Regions from separate parts of the Homo sapiens genome. Here region 1 is linked to region 2. Evidence: read pairs that join two places in POLR2A ChIA-PET (ENCODE). Cell type or tissue: MCF 10A. All regions are shown on one strand. Each heading gives the region's core, and the rest is flanking DNA. Links, peaks and the distances in the headings are about the cores only.

Evidence for each region. ChIA-PET counts read pairs that join two places held together with the same protein. Peaks named below come from ENCODE experiments on the same cell type or tissue, not always from the same donor. Only the 100,000 strongest peaks of a DNase experiment are listed, where the experiment ranks them.
Region 1: POLR2A ChIA-PET joins it to region 2 with 5 read pairs; 4 of 35 experiments call an interaction of 5 or more read pairs at or near these places.

What each region holds. Positions count from the first base shown.
Region 1 is chr12:116,087,799-116,098,230 of GRCh38, forward strand. MED13L (mediator complex subunit 13L) reads right to left here. Exons shown (of 31, transcript NM_015335.5): 4 at 8,871-8,954. Among named protein-coding and RNA genes, the nearest start is that of MIR620, 56 kb to the right of the region's middle. In MCF 10A, for the core only: no CTCF peak of the experiment used is centred there; no DNase peak of the experiment used is centred there.
Region 2 is chr12:116,160,118-116,170,549 of GRCh38, forward strand. All of the region lies in intron 2 of MED13L (mediator complex subunit 13L), which reads right to left. It also overlaps the pseudogene SNRPGP18. Among named protein-coding and RNA genes, the nearest start is that of MIR620, 17 kb to the left of the region's middle. In MCF 10A, for the core only: no CTCF peak of the experiment used is centred there; DNase peaks (open chromatin) are centred at 1,594 and 4,994.

The DNA of each region.
Region 1 (10,432 bases), core at 1,563-9,562, 72 kb before region 2:
ATCAGGAAAAGGTTTTATATAAATGTTAACTCCAAATATATAATAAAGATCTTTTATGTCTATACATTTTTTAAAAGATGGTACCCTCCTTGACAAAGGATGGTATGCAACGTCAAGTTTTACATCCTAAAATACGTATCAGGTTCCCCATCCAGTAGTACAAAGTAGTTCCTTCCACTCCAACATGACACTCCCTTTAAATAACAACTATAAATTATGAAGAAGATATTAAAATCTGCAAAAACCTGAGTTACCAAATGCAGGAAGATCCTGGGGGAGGGGAAAGAGTTTACCACCAGAAGGAGGAAATGGCACTGAATCAATCATCCTCATTCTCATCACAGTTGTCCACCTACCCCTCCACCCCCCTTTTTAAACAGTTTGTAGCATAGGGCAGACTGAACCACAACAGCTAAAACTAACAGAAACCCGACCTTGGTTCTTAGTGGCAAAGAACCAGAGGACTGAGTTAAAGAGACCACAGCTGCTGAAAATGAGAATAGAAATTCTGGAAAGAAGAGAATCAAAGACACAAACTCTGCCCAAATCTCTGGCCAATTCCTACACTATGTGCATGGTGCAGGCTCTCAACAGCCCTCGGAAGGCTAAAACAGTGGTTTTCAACCAGGGGTGACTTGCCCTCCCAAGGAAAATCTGGCACTATCTGGAGACATTTTGGGTTGTCACGACTGAGGGAGGAGGGTGTGACTGGCATCAGGTAGGGAGAGATCAGGGATGCTGCTGAAAATCCTACAATGCACAGGACAGCTCTCACAATTATCCAGCCCAAGAATCAACAGTGCCAAGGCTGAGAAACCCTAGGATAAAAGAAGTAAAGAAATTTCAGCTTCTGCCCACCACAAAAGAGACAATAGTTTGGAATCTGAATTCAGCCAAAGTTAACCCCTTGCTTAAAAAAGAAAGAAAAGAAAAGAGGAGAGGGGAGGGGAGGGGAGGGGAGACCAAAATTCAGCCAAAATTAACTCCTTGCTTAAAAAAGAAAAAAAAAAGGAGAAAAGAAAAGGCCAAATCAACAACACGTTCAAAGATAACAGAATCCAGTCTCCACACTATATCATTGTTCAGAATATAATTCAAAATTATTCAACATATGAAAAAACAAGAAAAATCTAACCCATATTCAAGAGAAAACACAACCAATGGAGAAAAATCCAGATTTTTTTTAGTAGCAAAAATCTGTAAGCAATTATTGTAAGCAGCTTAAGGACATAAAGGAAAATGTGCTCACAATGAATAAACAAATACAAAATGACAGCTGAGAAATGGAAATAAAAAAGGTCCAATGGAAATTATGGAACTGAAAATGACATTATCGGAAATAAAATATACACTTTCCAGTTATTTAAATCTTCTTTTAAAATCTGCCTTCTTTTATGTCCACACCATAGTAGTGTTCACTAAATTCTTTTCTATAAAGATGGGATCTCACTGTGTTGCCCAGGCTGGACTTGAACTCCTGAACTCCTGGGCTCAAGCAATCCTCCTGCCTCAGTCTCTCAACTAGCTAGGACTATATGCATATGCCACAGCACCCGGCGATTTTCACTAAGTCTTGACTATAATAATATAAACCAGAAACTAAATGGAAATGAAAAGGATGATATCATCTAAACATTTGATATTATTAAATCAATGGGTTCAGTCTGAAAACATACCATAAGTATTACAGTATCCTTTTAGGATTAGTAATAGAGGTGGCAGAAATATATGGTAGACTATAACAGGAATTCATAAGTAATAATCTCAAGAGTCTTAAATTTTTAAGCCACAATGGAAAATTAATTTATACTTAGTACAGCTGAAATTTTCCAAATTAAAATTAAGACAACATTCCCCTCTCGCCTACACAGATGAACTGTTTTCTCATTTTGTAAATAAATACAAAATAAATGTGGAAATGAAAAAATATAGTAATAGCATAAAAACAGGAGCAGTCATTTCCCTCAGACAAGTCTGTTTTTAACTTGCCATAAAATTCCCCCCATGTTACTGAGATGCCATGAAAAAAGAATGGAAACAACCTTCCAGGCATATTCATTTTTACACTTTCTCTAAATTCTAAGATACTTCAGCAAAGTATGCCAAATTTAGCTACATTTACAAAGCAGAGGATAAGACATTCCTTTTTAAATGTAGTCAACTTCTAGAGTAATCCATTTCATTAATCTATGAGAATGATCTAGTTGATATACTGCAATATCATTCTACGGTACTTAGGCTCAGTCTATTATTTGGTCAGAAAAACATACCATGAACAACATCCTAAATGAGGCTGAGATATGAGTAAACTGAACAGTACTTCCCTCATGCTACCAAAAGGTTAAACTTTGAACCTTTATTCATTCATGCTCTGAAGCTTCAACTGACTTTGTTTCCAACAGGGAAAGTGGCTTTTGGCTAAGACACCTTAAGCAAAGGTGAATAGGTGGTCACCTCTGTAATAAAAAACTGAAATTAACACCTCAACTCCCATTTGGGACCTACAATTTCTCCTTCCATTTCTTGATCTGATTATGAGTATCGTTACTCAAGTTAACATAATCCTTCCCTCTCTACAAACATGTTCTTTTAAAATTTTCCAACTCTTGGGAAGAATGATATCAAATCTCTTGCAGTGGTGAATACAAGAGTTACTTTCTGCTTACAGCAGAACTAAATACAATGAAGGTAACATGCTCTGAGTGGTAGAGAAAAAAAGAATAAAAGATATGGATATATACAGAGACATACATGGATAGGACATGTCCAGACTTCACCAACTTCACTTCACTTAGAGAATCAGAGAATCAGAAAGCTAAAAGACAACTTAGAAATAAATGCTAAAACTGAAGTCCCAAAGGATTCACTAGGTCCCACAAGGTCAAATAGTTAATGGAAGATCATCTACATTTCCGGATGAACGGTCTATTGAACAAGGAGAGATTTGTTTTGAGCTTAGTTTCAGTTATTTAGCAGGAATTTAAAAAGGAATTACAATAATGGTATTCTCTCAACCTCTCCAGTATATTAAAAAACAAGGTATAGGTCAGGCGCAGTGGCTGATGCCTGTAATCCCAGCACTTTGGGAGGCCAAGGCAGGTGGATCACGTGAGGTCAAGAGTTCGAGACTAGCCTGGCCAACATGGTGAAATCCCGTCTCTACTAAAAATACAAAATTAGCCAGGTGTTGGTGATGCATGCCTGTGATCCCAGCTACTTGGGAGGCTGAGGCAGGAGAATTGCTTGAACCTGGAGGACATTGCAGTGAGCTGACATCGCACCTGTGCACTCCAGCCTGGGTGACAGAGCGGAACTCTGTCTCAAAAAAAAAAAAAAAAAAAAAGAATTAAAAAACAAGGTATATCTTTTACTATAAAAAAGAATTTAAAAAACAAGGTATCTCTTTTACTATAAGGTATTTTCAATCCTTCTTGAAAATAGCACATATTTAAATATATTTTACTTTAAAGTGTAAAAATCAATAATTATTGTTGACATATACTGTTTAGACCACTAATAGCACAAATGAAAAATAAAAACTAACAGTCATAACTTCTTTTAAGTTATTAAGAAAAAAAGGAAAAACTAGAAGAGTTGGATAGAAAGCAAATACTGTATTTAACTATCATCACCTCTGGCTGAAGTGGTCTTTCAATTTAACATTCCCCTATATATGTTTATGAAACTACAGAGCAAAGTACCTGGTACACGAAAGATACTTTTTAAAATTATAGCTACCACTATTAAGCTTTATCACAAGCCCTTATTAAGTGTTTGTCTGCTCCCTTCCTGGAATCAACAGTTTTGTGTTTTGCAGCTACTTGTAAAAACTACTGCAAAAGCTCTACATTCAGTATCTTCACTTCAACTCCCATTTATAATGCAAGCTACTGCAATCTGAATTTCACCACTTGAAACTGCCAATGTTATAGTCACCATGACTACATAATTGCCAAATCTAATAGTCTTTATAGTACATGTTTTACATGCCTCTATGGCAGACACAGCTGATCAATCTTGAAACTTTAAAATTCCATGGTTCTGGTAACACCAGTCTCTCTTGGTTCTCATTTCCAGTTGACTCTTCAGTCTCCTTTATGTATTCTTGTTTCTGTACCCATTCTACAAATGTTGATGATCCCCAAGACTCTAACTCACTTTTCACACAATCCCCAAATATATTCAAATGGCAGAATACTGTAACTCCCTCAGATAGACTCTCAGAAAATGAGTAAATGTTTTATAGAGCTACCAAAAAAAAGCTGTAAAACTATTATGCATGATTATGTAAGTCCAAATTGTCCCATTAATATTTGTCTATGGACTTCCCATCAGCAAGCCCTTATTAACAGATAGGCACCACATGTGCAAAGTAAATTTATGAGTAAAACAGAAAAAATCATAGATAGCTACTGATCTCATTTTTCTGGACACTAAAAAGAGGCTTGCTTTACCGTTCACACTTGAAGTGTCTGCTCACCTTCTAGACTAGGGATCCCTTCTCCGCCTTCTTATCTGGGCATCTCTAAAAGCTAAATAACACAGATGACTGGGCTATAACAGAGTCTGGGGAAAAAGAGGAGGATGGAGAGAAGGCGTACCACTCAAGAACAGGGCAGGTTTGCCCATGAGTCAGTGATAGCTAATTAATTCAGAAAATGGAATAGCAGGTTGTTATCTTTGAGGAGATAAAGGGGAGGGGAGGATGAAATAAGGAAAGGAAGGGAAAGTTTCAAAATACTAAATATGGTTCTCCTACATCAAAACATTTCTGGTATGAGTTAATAATGTATTGTTACACAAAATACACGCTTTGCTATTAAACCAAAAAACGTATTTACATTTCTTAAATATGTATGTTAGGTAATCTAAGAAAATAAAAAAGAAGTTTTAAAAAGTCTGAAGTTAAGAGGAGAGAAGACAAAAACGATAGTTAAAGTAATATACTTTCAGTGTGTATGGGTATATGTGTGGTGGGGGGGGTGTGTGCACATGTGCTATCAGCACATACAAAAGTAATTAGAATATCTGAAAACATGTGATGCTCTCTGGAGTATCACCCAAGAACAGAGTAGATTTGCCCAAGAGTCAGTGACAGCAAATTAACCCAGAAAATGAATTAGCAAGTTACTATTTTTGTTAACTTAGCTTCTGTATACCTGATACCAGAAAAGATCAAAGGCCCACTGTTATTGAGGGCAATAAACTGTTTCCTAAAAATGACATTCAAAGACTAAAGTGTATAGATTTCAAATTCTCCTGTAATAAAATGTGGATTGAGATTAAATTAGAAAACAAATGCCTTCCCAAGAGAGAGAACCTGCATGATTGGAATAATTTCCAAATGATTTTCACCGGTTTGTTTTAAAACATATTCTGAATGCAAAAGCTTTTTTTCAAGTTCAACCTAGACCTTAGAAAACAGAAATTTTGTATGTTTGATTTTAGTTGTCACCACTCAAGGGCAAACCCAAAGTTGTATTTTCTACTTATTCTTTTCCCAAGGATATGAATAATAAAAGATGTCAATATAGAGAAAAAATTATATTGAATGAATTTCTATGTTTCTAAAACTACCTAATCAAATACATATTTTTAATATATAATATGCAAATAATCTACTTTAGAATTCTCCTGAACATCAACTCATATCAAATATTAAGAACCCTTTTAGGAGTCCATTAGTAAATGAAATCATAGCACAAGAACTTTAAAGGAGTACAGAAAGAAATTATAGCACAAAAAATCATATGCTATTATTCTAACAGGGAGAACTCATTCATCAGTATTTTTTCACCATGATTAGAATATCTAAAATATGCAGTATGAGAAATTAGTAATACTAATAATCAGTAATGCTAGTAATCCTAGCATATACTATCTATATGCTAAGATTATAGATATTATATATAGATACTATATGCTAGTATTACACTATACTTAGAAATAAGAGCTTTTCTAAAACATAAATTTGTACATTTAATTTGTTTAGCACTGGGCAACAGGTTTTCCTCTCCATTAGCCACTAAATGGATCTGTACCAATGTACCAAAAAAGACACAACTAAACTTAAGAAAAATTAATTTAATTCATTTCTCTCTCTCAACTAAATTATAAACTGCCACATAAATTATCTAATTTAATCTTCACTATAACCCTCTAAGACATTATGATTTTCAACTCAATAATAATAAAAATTCAGCTGAGATAAACTTTGTCCAAAATCTAACTTGCAAGTGGAAGAATAAGATGTGAACCCAATTCTCTTCTAATGCTAAATGCTCTCCTTCACAGCATGACTGTCCATTTAAAACTGTCCAACTCAGGCATGACTACTGAGATCCTATTTCAACATCTACCAAGAGGCTCTATTTTCCACTCAGAGAATAAAAGGAGGAAAAGTCATCATACCTAATAAAGTTTTATTAAAGCAAACGCCAATTTTTAAATTCATCTTTGGTTTAAATGTTTTCTAATTGTTAAGCTTTTCTGAAATACTGTTTCAAAATAATTTACATTTCTGCACTGAAGGAAAACAAAGTCCCATATTCAATCATGAACATAAAGTCTAAAATCCATTCAATTACAGTGCTCATATATCAGCAGCCTCCCATTTATATTGAATCAAATTCCCAAATACATTACATGCATTATTTACATCAGGCTTGCTAAAGTTATGAAGATTTTTGGAGCCAAAATGAGTGTAAAGATATACAAACTCTATATAAAATAGGCTGATAATGATAGTTATTTTTTACTATTAACATACTAATTGCTACTCCTTCAATCCCTACTTTTTATCTACATTTCCTCTTCATCCCCAAGTGGCTGTCAAATCATCCTGTATTTTATGGTCTAAAGCTATTTTATGACTAGCTCATTTAACTCACCAGTGACCAGTGACACAATCCATGTTAGGCATGGACAGATGTACTCAGAATGATAAAGAAGGTCACTGGGATAAAGCACTCCATATTTAAGTCTGCAGAGTCATAAACATAAAAGCCAAATTTAAACCACTCAGAAGATTTAAATTTAAGTCCTCTGTAAATTTAAGGAGAATGCTAAGATTAAAAGTAAAAACCAAAGGCCAGGCACAGGGGCTCACACCTGTAATCCCAGAACTTTGGGAGGCCAAGGTAGGTGGACTGCTTTGAGCTCAGGAGTTCAAGACCAGCCATGGCAAAACCCTGTCTTTACAAAAAATTTAAAAATGAGCTGGGTGTGGTGGTGTGTGCCTACAGTCCCAGCTACTTGGGAGGCTGAAGTGGGAGGATCGCTTGAACCCGGGAGGCAGAGGTTGCAGTGAGCCGAGATCACGCCACTGGCACTCCTGCCTGGATAACAAAGCAAGACCCTGTCTCAAAAACTTAAAGAAGTAAAAATAAATGAAAGTAAAAACTCATGAAACACATTAGTTAAGCCGAATCTATACATATATATTTATAAGGGGAAAAAAATCCCATTTCATCAAAGTATCTGTAAACAGAATCAAACTTTCACACACCCATACACATTGCTACTTTTTAAAGGATTTTGAATGTACTGAAAAGGAAAATGCTTCAAAGAAGTTTATGGTGATTTGACAAAGAAAACTTCCGGTCCCTAATTTATCTGATTTGAAAATTTTCATAAATTATGTTTGGTTAATGAGAAGATTCCACAACCATTTCATTAAAGATTTAAGGCAGACAGGTTGAGTGAGAAGACTACTAATTAAGTCTCTGCTAGAAACTAGGAAAGTTAAGCAAGCAAAGGTTCCTAATGAGGCAGGAGTTTCCAGCTGAAATTTTGCAACCAAAAGAAAAGACCTAATCTTAAAACTACTATGTAAGGCTTCAAGGGCTCTAATCTGCACCCAGTACCTGGGACACTTAGGGCAAGTACACTGATAATAAAACAAAATTTAAATTGAATACCATGCTCATCAATAATGAATATTCACCATCAACTTATGATTCCAACTACATGTGTGCTACATTCAGAGGTAGCCAAAGTAAATTTTAAATTCTGAGGGTTTTGTTTTCCGATTCTGGTGTGACTGATCTAAAATTCCATGTCTGTATAGTATCAAGGATTGCATTTAAACACACACATATGATGGCTAAAAGTTTAGGATTGTTTAGGAAAGTAATTCACAGTTCTGGTTTTACAATCGTCAAAGATGTGTTGATCTTCTTTAAGGGGCACCAATGAATTCCACAAAAATTGTCACCATTTCTTCACTGTTTTTAAACTTATTCCATACAACACTTTTAAAAAATCAATGATGAGGCCGGGCGCAATGGCTCGCACCTATAATCCCAGCAGTTTGAGAGGCCAAGGTGGGCAGATGGCTTGAGTTCAGGAGTTCGAGACCAGCCTGGGCAACACAGCAAAATCCCATCTCTACCAAAAATACAAAAAATTAGCCAGGTGTGGTGGCATACACCTGTGGTCCCAGCTACTTGGGAGGCTGAGTTGGGAGGATCACCTGAGCCTGGGAAGTCGAGGCTGAGGTGAGCCAAGATGGCACCACTGTACTCCAGCCTGGGTGACAGAGTGAGACACAGCCTCAAAAAAAAAAAAAAAAAAAAAAAAAAAGTCAAAGATGAGGAAGGAAAATGGAAAATAACAAAACAGATTATCTTAATTCCAAATAGTATAGTAATATGTGGCTTGAACATGAGTATATTGGCAATCACCTTTCTAATCAATCTTTAATATTGAATATAAATTTAATAATATAGTATTTAAGAACACTGTGATCCAGGATCTATTTGAGTATATCTAAACTACTAACATTATTAGGAAATAAATAAATCAATAAGCTGTTCACCCACCCACAAGGCCAAAGAAACCAAAAAGCCAAGAGCATTCTAAAGGCTCACCTTTTGTTGACTGGCTTTTCATCCTTTTCGTAGGGTCGGACAAACCATTTCCCAATCCTAACGAAGTTCTTATCCATTAGGCACCTAAAATAATTACATCAAGAATTACTTTTATAGTATCAGTAACAAATTAGTAAGTCGCTGAAGCAATACACCAGATGAGATATATCACCAAAAATAAAAACACCACCAATTAAACTATCAAAATGTTTTATCACTTAAAATTTTTACGTTATACTTTCCGAAAGAACTCTGGGACACTGGGCACAGATTCTTATGCCCACGTAAAAAAGAAAATGTAAACAAAAGTAAGCAAAATAAATTGATTGATGTATTTCTAAAACATCTTACGCTTCAGAATTACTTCAAATAAAATCACACTTCTGCATAATTTCAATTCTTGCATCATCAAGAATGTTAGGAATACAGCATTTCTTAAGAGAACTTCAGAGATATTCATCCAAGCCACTAACACCCATCTTTCAAGTTTTTTTTTTTTGAGACAGAGTCTCTGTTGCCTAGGCTGGAGGGCAGTGGTGCAATCTTGGCTCACTGCAGCCGCCACCCCCCAGGTTCAAGTGATTCTCCTGTCTCAATCTCCCAGGTAGCTGGGATTATGGGCGTGCACCACCATGTCTGGCTAATTTTTGTACTTTTAATAGAGACGGGGTCTCACCATGTTGGCCAGGCTGATCTCGAATTCCTGGCCTCAAGTGATCCACCCGCCTCAGCCTCCCAAAGTGCTGGGATTATAGGTGTGAGCCATCATGCCCAGCCCATCTTGCAAGTTTTAATGCTGGCTTTTTAAATTTTTATTTTTTATTTTTTGGCTTTGCATGTGATAGGCAATACTTTTTACGTGATGAGGATCTCAGTGACAAAAATACAGCACAGCTTTATCTTAGGTATTTTCTTTTTGTAGGCACAATAAAGGACTTGATTATGGCTTTGCAAGAAACAAGGAATTGCAATTGTGTCTTCAATAATGAATATCTGCTTTATTCATATACAAGCAGTGGCCCACTTCTGTTTCCATGCCACTTGTGTATGTCATTTTAATGTCAAATTACAAGGTATTCTAACATGTTTTTTTGAAGACATGTTAAATGGCAAGTGAACCCAACTCTTGTAACAACAATAACATACACAATTCAGCTGAACTGACAACAACACAGAGTTATGATCAAGTTCACTCATGTGCAGGCAAATGACAACTGTATCTTAACTGCCACCTGGCCAACTGCGGATGCCATGGATTGTAAGGAGTATAACTGATTTTAAAAACATAAAAATGAGGCTGGGTGGGTGGCTCATGCCGGTAATCCCAGCACTTTGGGAAGCCGAGGCGGGCAGATCACCTGAGGTCAGGAGTTCGAGACTAGCCTGGCTAACATGGTCAAACCCCGTTTCTACTAAAAATACAAAAAATTAGCTGGGCGTGGTGGTGCGCGCCTGTAATCCCAGCTACTCGGGAGGCTGAAGGAGGAGAATCACTTGAACCCGGGAGGCAGAGGTTGCAGTGATCTGAGATCACGCCATTGCACTCCAGCCTGGGCAACAAG
Region 2 (10,432 bases), core at 1,545-9,544:
TTCCTATAATTCTGCTACAATTCAAACTATCAACATATCGTCAGGTTAAATTCCATTATAATAAAACAGACAGATATTTAAATTTTTTCACAAAGGAATTTAAAGTCCCAAATAACGTTCAATTAACTGATAGTTTAAAAATAGTAACTAATTCTTGAGCAATAAGGTCTTTTAACTGCTATTTTTGTTGTTGTTGTTGTTTGCAACATACATTTCAACACTACTGAATAAACAAACTTAGTCCAAACAAAACCATTTAGGTGAGTCACGATGCATCATGATAGTGGCCAACTCTCTGGAGAGCCCTGCAATAGTCACCTGAGAAGCAGCATGATGTAGCAGGAAACCTGGATCTGCCTCTACTATGGAAACTGGACAAGTCATACAAAACTGGACAAGACACTCAGCTCCTTTGGGCCTTGGCTCTGATCTGTAGGAAGAGGCTGGACTGGATCCAAACTTTAATTTAAAAAAAAAAAAAAAGTGTCTCACCCTGTCACCAGGCTTGAGTGCAGTGGCATGATCAGAGCTCCCTGTAGCCTCGAACTCCTGAGCAGCCATTCTCCTACCTCAGCCTCCTGAGTAGCGGGACTGCAGGCACACATGACCACACACAGGTTTTTCTTTCTTTTATTTTTTATTTTTTTTTTTTTTGTAGAGACAGGGTCTCAAACCCCTGGGTTCAAGTGATCCTCCTGCCTCAGCCTCCCAATGTGCTGAGATTATAGGCGTGAGCCACCGTGCCTGGCCTGCAAACTTTATAAACAGAATTCTGGCTAAAGCCTCCAGTATAAATGGGCAAAGTAGATGTCTTAATTTATTTTATGCTGCTATAACAGAATATCTGAGACTCGGTAATTTATGAAGAAAATAAACGTATTTCTTATAGTTCTGGCTGAGAAGTACAAGACCATGAGGTCTGCATCTGATAAGGGACTTCATTTTACATCATCCCAGGTCAGAGGGCAGAAGAGCAAGAGACGGTGCACACTCCTTTATAACTAACCCACTCCCAAATAAAGACAGTAATCCATTCACAGGGGCAGACCCGTCATGACCGAATCACCTAATAGGCCCCAACTCCCAACACTATTGCACCAGGGATTAAGTTTCTAACACACAAACTTTGGAGAACACATTCAAACCACATCAGTGGACGTGCACTGACCTCCTTCTCCCACAGCAGCTCCTGAAACAGTTCTGGAAGTGGCAAAGTCCTCAGGAGAACAAAGTTTGAAAATCTAAAGAGTTTGGAAATATATATATATACACTTCCCAACCACCTTCCAGTACTAACCCCCAAATTCTTTTTACTTTGATTAAATTAACATGACCTCCCGCAACACTGCTGCTCCAAAAAATATCAATAAGAAATCAGATAAAGCAATTACATTTAATAAATATTTACTGAGTATTTACTAGGTGCTAGACCCTGAGGATTAATGATGAATAGAACAAGGCCTCTCCCCGTCAAAGTGAGCCCACAAGCTATAGGAGACAGATATAACCAACTACAATGCAAACAAGCAAAAGTTACTATGGATTAAGCCAAGAGTGCTGACTAAAACACATAGGAGGAGCTGCTTACTCAAACCAGAGGTCAGGAAAGCCTTCCCAGAAAAAAATTACGTCAACGCTAACAAAACAAATATATATTGGCTTGAATATAAAATGACAGTGTTTTAACCTGAGTAAATTCCCTTGTGTTTCTAACCTAACCACTCCCCTCATCAAGCTTCTTCACTATTTATCCATATGCTCTCTATCACCTTTACTCACTGTATCTTTTTTTAAAAAAAGAAATGGAATATCTAACAAGTTCTTAGGTGACGGGGGCAGGGGGGCAAAGAAAAGAAACACGATCTTGTATAACTGACAATGGCTACATCCATGTGAATACTCCATATGGGAATAATAACCTTTCAAGTGTTAACAAAGTGGAGTCACTCATGCCAAATGTCATATAATCAAACTGCAACTGTAAGAAAGCAGATAGATCCCAAAACAGACGAGTTTTTCCTAAAAACAGGAGATTCTAGCCTACCTGAGTCAGAACAAGAAAGTCCCCTCTGCTTTAACCCTTATAAAAAAAAAGTAAACTGAAGTAATCTATTGTTAACTAATCAGCTTATTTTCCCCATTGTTATGTTTCCTCATTCCCACCTCACAAAACCCAATAGTCTGCCATTGCCCAGTAGAAGCTGTGATTCTATTAGAATGGAGGCTGCACCGATTCATGAATCGAGAATAAAAGCCAATTAGATACATAACTAAATGAGTTTTAATTTTGTCTTTTGACACAAGAGTAAAAGTGGATATGGAAATATCCATGTGAGTATGGACTAATACAAGAGGGTTAAGGATTGGTAAGCCTACATGGTTATTTATATAAACTCCATCCATGGATTTCATGTTGAATGTAAAGGCATAATCTTTCAGGCCCAAAGACATTTTAAATTTTTTAATGTTATCACATGTTTCCAACTTAACCTAGAAATTATTTAATCAATGTTTTGAGAAGAATTAAGTACTAGACAGTAACTATAAAATTACTTCAGAAACAATAAAATTCACATATCTCCAAATAAACCTATTTGGAAAATAATATGATCAATCTGTTATCTTGACCACTAATTTGTATATACAATTCCTCGTAAGTTATACTTTTATGTCAAGTGACTTTTTCTATTTTTCTCTTTTACTACGTCTTAACATTTTAAATGGTAAAAATTCAAGTTGAACTGATCATTGAAGTCTTATTAAATCAAGACTTTTAAAAATAAAGATAAAAAATAAATAAAGAGACAAGGTCTTGTTATATTGTCTAGGCCAGACTAGATTCAAACTCCTGGGCTCAAGTGATCCTTCCACCTCAGTCTTGAGAGTAGCTGGGACTACAACTCAGGCCACCATGCCGAGTTTAAATAAAGACATTTTTAATGCAAAATACAATTATTTCAGAATTTTTTATGACTTGGGACAATGGCAAGACTGAAGATTACTTTTGCTTAAACTATTTCTTCTCAAATAGTTACAAAATACAAACAAAACTGCCTAATATATTCATGAATCAAAACAAAGGTTTAGGTATGATAGAAGACACCAGAGGCAGGTATTTACAAATCAATAAGCTAATTGCACTATCATCCTTATTAGTTAAAAAGCCCTATCAAGTATATGACATTAAATATATATCTTTATATAATAAAAATTCATGAATAATTGCACTGTTTATAGGTGAAGAATTTTTTTTTTTTTTTTTTTTAAGACAGAGTCTTGCTCTGTCACCCACGCTGGAGGGCAATGGTGCGATCTCGGCTCACTGCAACCTCTGCCTCCCAGATTCAAGTGATTCTCCTGCCTCAGCCTCCTGAGTAGCTGGGATTACAGGTGTGCACCACCACACCCAGCTAATTTTTGTACTTTTAGTAGAGACAGGGTTTCACCATGTTGGTCAGGCTGGTCTCGAATTCCTGACCTCATGATCCACCTGCCTCGGCCTCCCAAAGTGCTGGGATTACACTGTGCCTGGCCAAGGTGAAGAATTTTTAAGTGTATTGAAAAGGGTATTTACAAAAATTCATAGTAAAGCCCTTCTAAATAGAGAAGTACACATATCATACATAATAACTGCTTAGAGATGAATTAAGCTGAAATTGCGTTTTTGAATTTTTTTATAAAGGAGACTATTTCCTAATATAAGCCAATCTCCCAGTAATATCTTCAAATTGCTAAGCCTATACTAGAGAAATCAAATTCACAATAATGGTATACTTCAATGCCATAATATCAAATGAATAAAGCAGTAATTTTCTTCATTCACTGAAGGCAGCACAGGACAAAAGAAGTAAAACTGAAAATGTTCTTCTTGGGAGAAAAAGGGAAATATTTTAAGTTCAATAGTAAGAGATGACCTATGTAAAATTCATCAGAATATTTCCCAGAAATTTTCACATACTTAAAAAGAAACAGGTCCATTCACAAGTTCACGAGCTATGACTGGGTTCAATGCTTGCTGCTCTTCAAGCACAGTATTTCATCATATATTTCATTCTTTTCCCATCAGCACTATGCACCAAGACACATGAAAGTGCATATCAAATAAAAAAACTGAATAGTTTCTTACCACAAAGCTTCACTTTTGTTATTTCAGAGACAGATATAAAAATGTATTTAAACAATCTCAAATAATTAACTCATGAGGTGACCCCACCTATCAACAATTCAACTTCCTCAACCAAAATCTTGTAAGTATGAAAGAAAAAAACCAACAACAAAAAAGGAGACTTAGGAACATAATAACAAAATACAAAAAAGAAACACATTTTGTTTATTTATTTAACTGAAACAGAGGCTGCTGCAGCTGCAGGAGCCTTTTCTGACTGATGTGACATGAGCTGCTACATTTAAAACCAGACGCTTTAAACAGATGGCTATTCAGTTAAAGCCTTCAGGCTTATCTCCCACACTTGGTCACAGTTGCCAAGGAAGAGGACACTAGTTTTCCACTATAGCTTAAGTATAATTTCACACAGCACCATGGATTGACCACTGACAATTACACACACGACATCACAGACTGGTGATGTAACTGCTAACCGATGTCACACTGTCTTTTCAGAGTATTGCTAGTTACAAAGAAAGCACCAAGAAACAGATGTTAAAGCCTAGGTATAGAATGAATTTTAGCCTGAAATGTAGGCTATAGCAAATATACAATTCAAGAACCACTCTATACTAATAAATATTTCAAGTTATGTTTACTTTCAGTCTTTTGTTCATGTCAGAATTTTCACTGCCACAGCAATAACAAGCAAAAAGTGTAGCTGGAGCATAAACCAATTAAAGATCACCTTGTACTCATGTAAGTTTTTTGAATCAGCTTCCAAAAGCATATCTGCAATACATGGTTAAGAATATTATAGTCTTCATGTACCTGCTTTTGGATTATGAGTCAGTATTAATCATCCAAACAAGTACAGCAGTCTTCAGCACTAGTGCTGCAGTAAAACTTCGGAAGAACTGACATTCAGACTCCTGACACAAAAACATGACAGAATCTGTCTCCAAGAAAATATCTGGGCCCCTCTGAGGTTCTGTCCAAGATAGAAAGGGCTTAAGGCAATGAAGTAGGCACCATCCTTTTTTTTTTTTTTTTTTTTTTTTTTTTGACTACTAGACAAACTTTCTGACTAGAATGCCTATGTCCACTTTTTTGTTTGTTTATTTTTGAGACGGAGTCTCACTCTGTCACCCAGGCTGGAGTTCAGTGGCACGATCTTAGCTCACTGCAACCTCTGCCTCCCGAGTTCACGCCATTCTCCTACCTCAGCCTCCCAAGCAGCTAGGACTATAGGCGCCCGCCACCAAGCCCAGCTAACTTTTTGTATTTTTAGTAGAGATGGGGTTTCACTGTGTTAGCCGAATGGTCTCTATCTCCTTACCTCGTGATCCCCCCCGCCTCAGCCTCCCAAAGTGCTAGGAGTACAGGCGTGAGCCACCGCACCTGGCCTGCCTATGTCCACTTTTGGCATGCACTTCTGCCACCTTGCACATTGTAGACTAACAGAGTTTCACCATTCCTGTCTCGTTGCCCAACCACTCACCTTCCTCAAGACCCCACCTTCAATTCCTGCTTAAAATATGTAACATGGATTCTCCTTGTCTTTTTAAGATAAAGACCCAAATCCTTATCACTGACTGAAAGCCCTTTTGTGGCTACACTATGCCTAGTCTAGCCCTATCTGCCCTCAGGTGGGCCTCATCTGATCACATGCTCTCAGGTATTCTCTCCACTACAGCTGCATTGGTCTTTCGTTCCTGGAATACAACATGCCTCCTGCCACCAAGGGCTGCTGTCCTTTCTGCTATAAAATATTGTCATTCCTCTCTTCATCTACTTCAAGTATATTCTACTTTCAGATCTCAGTTCAAATGCCACTTTATCAGGTAAACCACTTTTCTGGTCAGGCGCAGTGGCTCATGCCTGTAATTCCAGCACCTTGGGAAGCTGAGGCAGGAGAATCACTTGAGGCCAGGAGGTGAAGAACAGCCTGGGCAACATGGTAAAACCTCACTGTGATGGCTAATACTGAGTGTCAACTTGATTGGATAGAGGGACACAAAGTATTAATCCTGGGTGTGTCTGTGTGGGTGTTGCCAAAAGAGATTAACATTTGAGTCAGTGGGCTGGGGAAAGCAGATCCACCCTTAATCTGGTGGGCACAATCTCATCAGCTTCCAGCAAGTATAAAGCAGGCAGAAGTTCTGTCCCTCTAAGAGAATCCTGCCTAATACAGCCATCTCTACTAAAAATACAAAAATTAGCCAGGCGCTGGCCCGTGTAGTCCCAACTACTCGGGAGGCTAAGGCATGAGAATCACTTGAGCCCGGGACGCTGAGGCTGCAGTGAGCCAAGATTGCAATGCTGCATTCCAGCCTGGGCAACAGAGCAAGACTCTGTCATTAATAAATAAATAAATAAACAAACCATTTTTCTGGCCTCTTATTAAGTCAAATCACCATATTATCTATACAGCACCATACTGCTCATAATCATACTTGTCTTCACTGCAGTTTTGTGTTATTTTATTAATACCTGCCTCCTACCCTGCCAATAACCTAAATCCAAAGATTGCACAGACCAAGTTTGTTTTTACTCCACAGTGCTTACTATAGTGGCTGGCACAAACTGAGCACTTAATAAATATTTGTTGAATGAATAAGTACAGAGAAGGATTTTAAAAATAAATATGCATCATTCAATAGAAAAATTTAGTATCACATTTTTCAATCACAGTCCTACCATTCTTTATTTTATTGAAATTTAAAAATTGTGAAAAGAACTCTTTAGGGATCAAATTTTTCATCCTTTGACTTCAAGTATGAAGACAAAATTCTTCATACATGACCCCATAAATTTATATCACAAAATTCGATGTTCAAAACTAAAATCTTTAAAAACCAGACTGTTTTAAAGAAACAAAAGATTAAAGATGAGTTTGTAAAGATAAAGAGATAGACAAATTGATTAAAAAGAAACCTCAGGCAGAAAAGAAACTCTTCAAAGAGCATAAATGTTTTATAGAGAAGAATATATTTTATTGTTACAATAAAAAGATACTAGGGTATGGAATTGTTGGCAAGATTAATATTATGTTTACAAATGAAAAGCATCCCTCGAATACAAGCAGTTTAAACAACTGTTTGATCAAAAAATACAGGGTACAAAAGATTTGATGCCAGTCTATTAAGTATACAATGCTCTATTTTTAAAAATGTAACAATTGACAGGCCAGTAGATACTGTGTAACATTAATTTTTCCTCTTTAGAGCTATGTTGACTTACAGATTTGGAGGTTTAACGTTTCCCCACAATATTTATACTTTAAAAATATCTTGTTCGTTCAGTAAGGGCCATCACTTACAAGTATTTATTTTATGTGGAGATCACTTTGAGGTGTCAAAAAAAAATCAATTCATCATATTCTGTGTACTATACTCCATTAGGACATGAGTGCTGTGGAGAGACCTAACTATAATTCTCCAATGGTAGCCATTTAAGTTTAGCTACCCTAAGAAAGACTGCTACTGCCATGCAGATATTCCAGTGTAGTCTTTCTTCACCTAGATTTTTATTTTCTTGACTTTTTCATTATTGCTTAATTGCTAACATTTCCTTTTGACATGTATTGATCATGCTAATAGCTATAACATGGCCTTTTGTGCCTAGAATTGATGGACTATATTTAATACAAATCTATATGAATCAACAAACAAGTTTATTTAATGATGTTTATTCAAAGGAATGACATTTTCTAGACAGCACTTTTCACATTTGAAATATTGAAGATAAAATGCTAGCTTTAAAAAAAATAAAAATCATTTTAACACTTTATAGTGATTCGCCACATGCAATTTTCCTAAACACTTTATTTTCATAGATAGCTAAGCCACATGTGTCAATCCTATCACCATCACCTACTGAACCAATCTAATCTTGTGTACTATAGACTACCAGAAGTATGAAACAAAGAGTCACATGAATATACCTTTCAAAGTTCAAAAAAAAGAAATTTTTATTTATAAACCCTATATGTTACAAAGAATTAAATTAATAATGAGAACAAACAGAGAAGAGCATTAAATAGAAGTAACATGCCTTTTATTTAACTCCACGAATAGTGTCTTGTGCTTAATAAACATTTTTCTGGCAAAAAAAAAAAAAAGGTACAAGAGGTACAAGGTGACGAGAAGCTATTAACTGTCAAACACAACACTAGATAATAGAGAGAGGTATCACAGAAATTCACTACTGTGAATACACTAACAGGCCTTCTTATAACCTGAGTAAAAGCTTCCGGAGATAGAGCTGATTCCTCTGATCCTGTGTTCACCTAGCAACTTTCTGACTCCTAGCTTAGCTTCTCAGGTACCAAGACACCATGAAAAAGAGGTATTAGAAAGTAATGAGTATTCTAATCAATGAAAAAATATAACCACCCCACTGTCCATTAACAAGCATTGTGGATACAAATCAACTTCTTTCTGAATATGATAACTGGTTCAGGTCCCCAGAGTGGGATCAAACCAGGGCAAATGGATGAAACTACAAAGTTGAAGATGCTAGCCTAAAGAAGTGGTCTCAAACTCCTTGGTTTTGGGATCCCTTTATAACTCTTAAAAATTATAGAGGACTCCAAAAAGTTTTTGTTCACATGGGTTTACTTACCAGTATTTATTATATTGGAAATTAAAACTAATTAAAAATTTAATATCTACTTATTAATTCATTTAAACACAGTAATAAGCCCATTACACAGCAACATAACATTTTCAGGAAGGCAAAGCACCAGGCCTACTGCAGGGGTGTGAAGGAGGCCACAAATTCTGTTTCAAGAGAGCTCTGAGCCCACGGAGTAGACATTATGAGCAAAGCTCGTCGTCTCAAGTCCAAAAAATTACAGACAGGAAGTTACTGAGACTAAATGATGGCAGATATGTCCAAGGAATATTGTGAGGATTTGATCCATTTAGGAATTTTGTGATGTATGTGTGGAGATGGCAACTAGTGGACAACACAACAGTACTGGAATGGTGGTAATACAGGCAAACAGTAACATCATATTAGAAGTCTAGGAATGAGGATAAATAATGGCTGCTCAGCAGAAAAATCCATGTTCCCTCTCCAAGTGATCTGTTTTACTGTGAGGCAAAAATCAGGTCATGTACATTTTCATATTAAATTTTTTGCTAAATAAGCTTCTGTAATCATCAAATGATTTCTGGAAATATAACTAATATAACATACATAAATTTAGTGAGAAGAGGTACACTGATTTTCATTTTCGCAAATCTCTTTTACATCTGCCTTAACAGAAGACAATCATATTGTCATATCTACTTTTATGTTCAATATATAACAATACGTTGTTTTGGTTGAAGTATACAAAGAAAATCTGGCATCACATAAGTATGTAGTTGGAGAAGGGAGGTGCACATTAATAACCTTTTCAGTTAATTGCAGATACCTTTCTCTAACACTATACCAAAACTAAACAAATGGTATTTGCTAAAAGGTTAGTTGAAGTACAGAACCTAAAACTATCAAGCCAGGTGTGTTGGCCAGTGCTTGTAATTTCAGTGCTTTGGGAATCCAAGGCAGGAGGATCACTTAAAGGCCAGAAGTTCAAGACCAGCCTGGGCAACATAAGGCGACTCCATCTCTACAAAAATCTTTTTTAACAAAAATCACCAGGGCGTGTGGCATGCCACCTGTGCTCCCAGCTACTTGGGAGGCTAAGGTGGAAGGATTGCTTGAGCCCAGTAGTTCAAAGCTGCGGTGGGCTACGATCACGCCACTGCACTCCTGTCTGAGCAGCAGAGTGAGACCCCGCCTCATAAATAAACAAACAAAAAATCGTATCAATGAACTTCTATATTCTGTCACATTAAAACCCAACAATCTATCATACACTTTGATTATCAAGCATTGGTCATTTGGAAAATACTGGTTAACTGAGTTATGCACAGATTCTGTATGTTGACACATTTTACCAAACTCTATCAAAAAATAACAATTATTAATGCCACCAATAATCTCAGCAGAAAGATCTTTAAGTACTGAGAAGTTATCAGCTCACAGTGGCCAAGTTTCCCAAAACTCTCATTTTTGTATGAAATCACAAATTTTATCACAAGCAACAGATACTGTCAGTTTTCCTTGAAAAACTTACCATTCATTTTGGAGAAAATACCTACCAAATGCCTAAATCTGATTGATCATAGTTTATCAGTCATTCTCTCAAGTATGATGCTCCATCTTAAGAAGTAGCTGGTCAATGCAAAACTCAAATAATTGCACGAAAGCTTTCCCTTGACACAAGGGAAGTGATTCATGTATACCTGCCATTTTCTCTCATAGAACATTAAA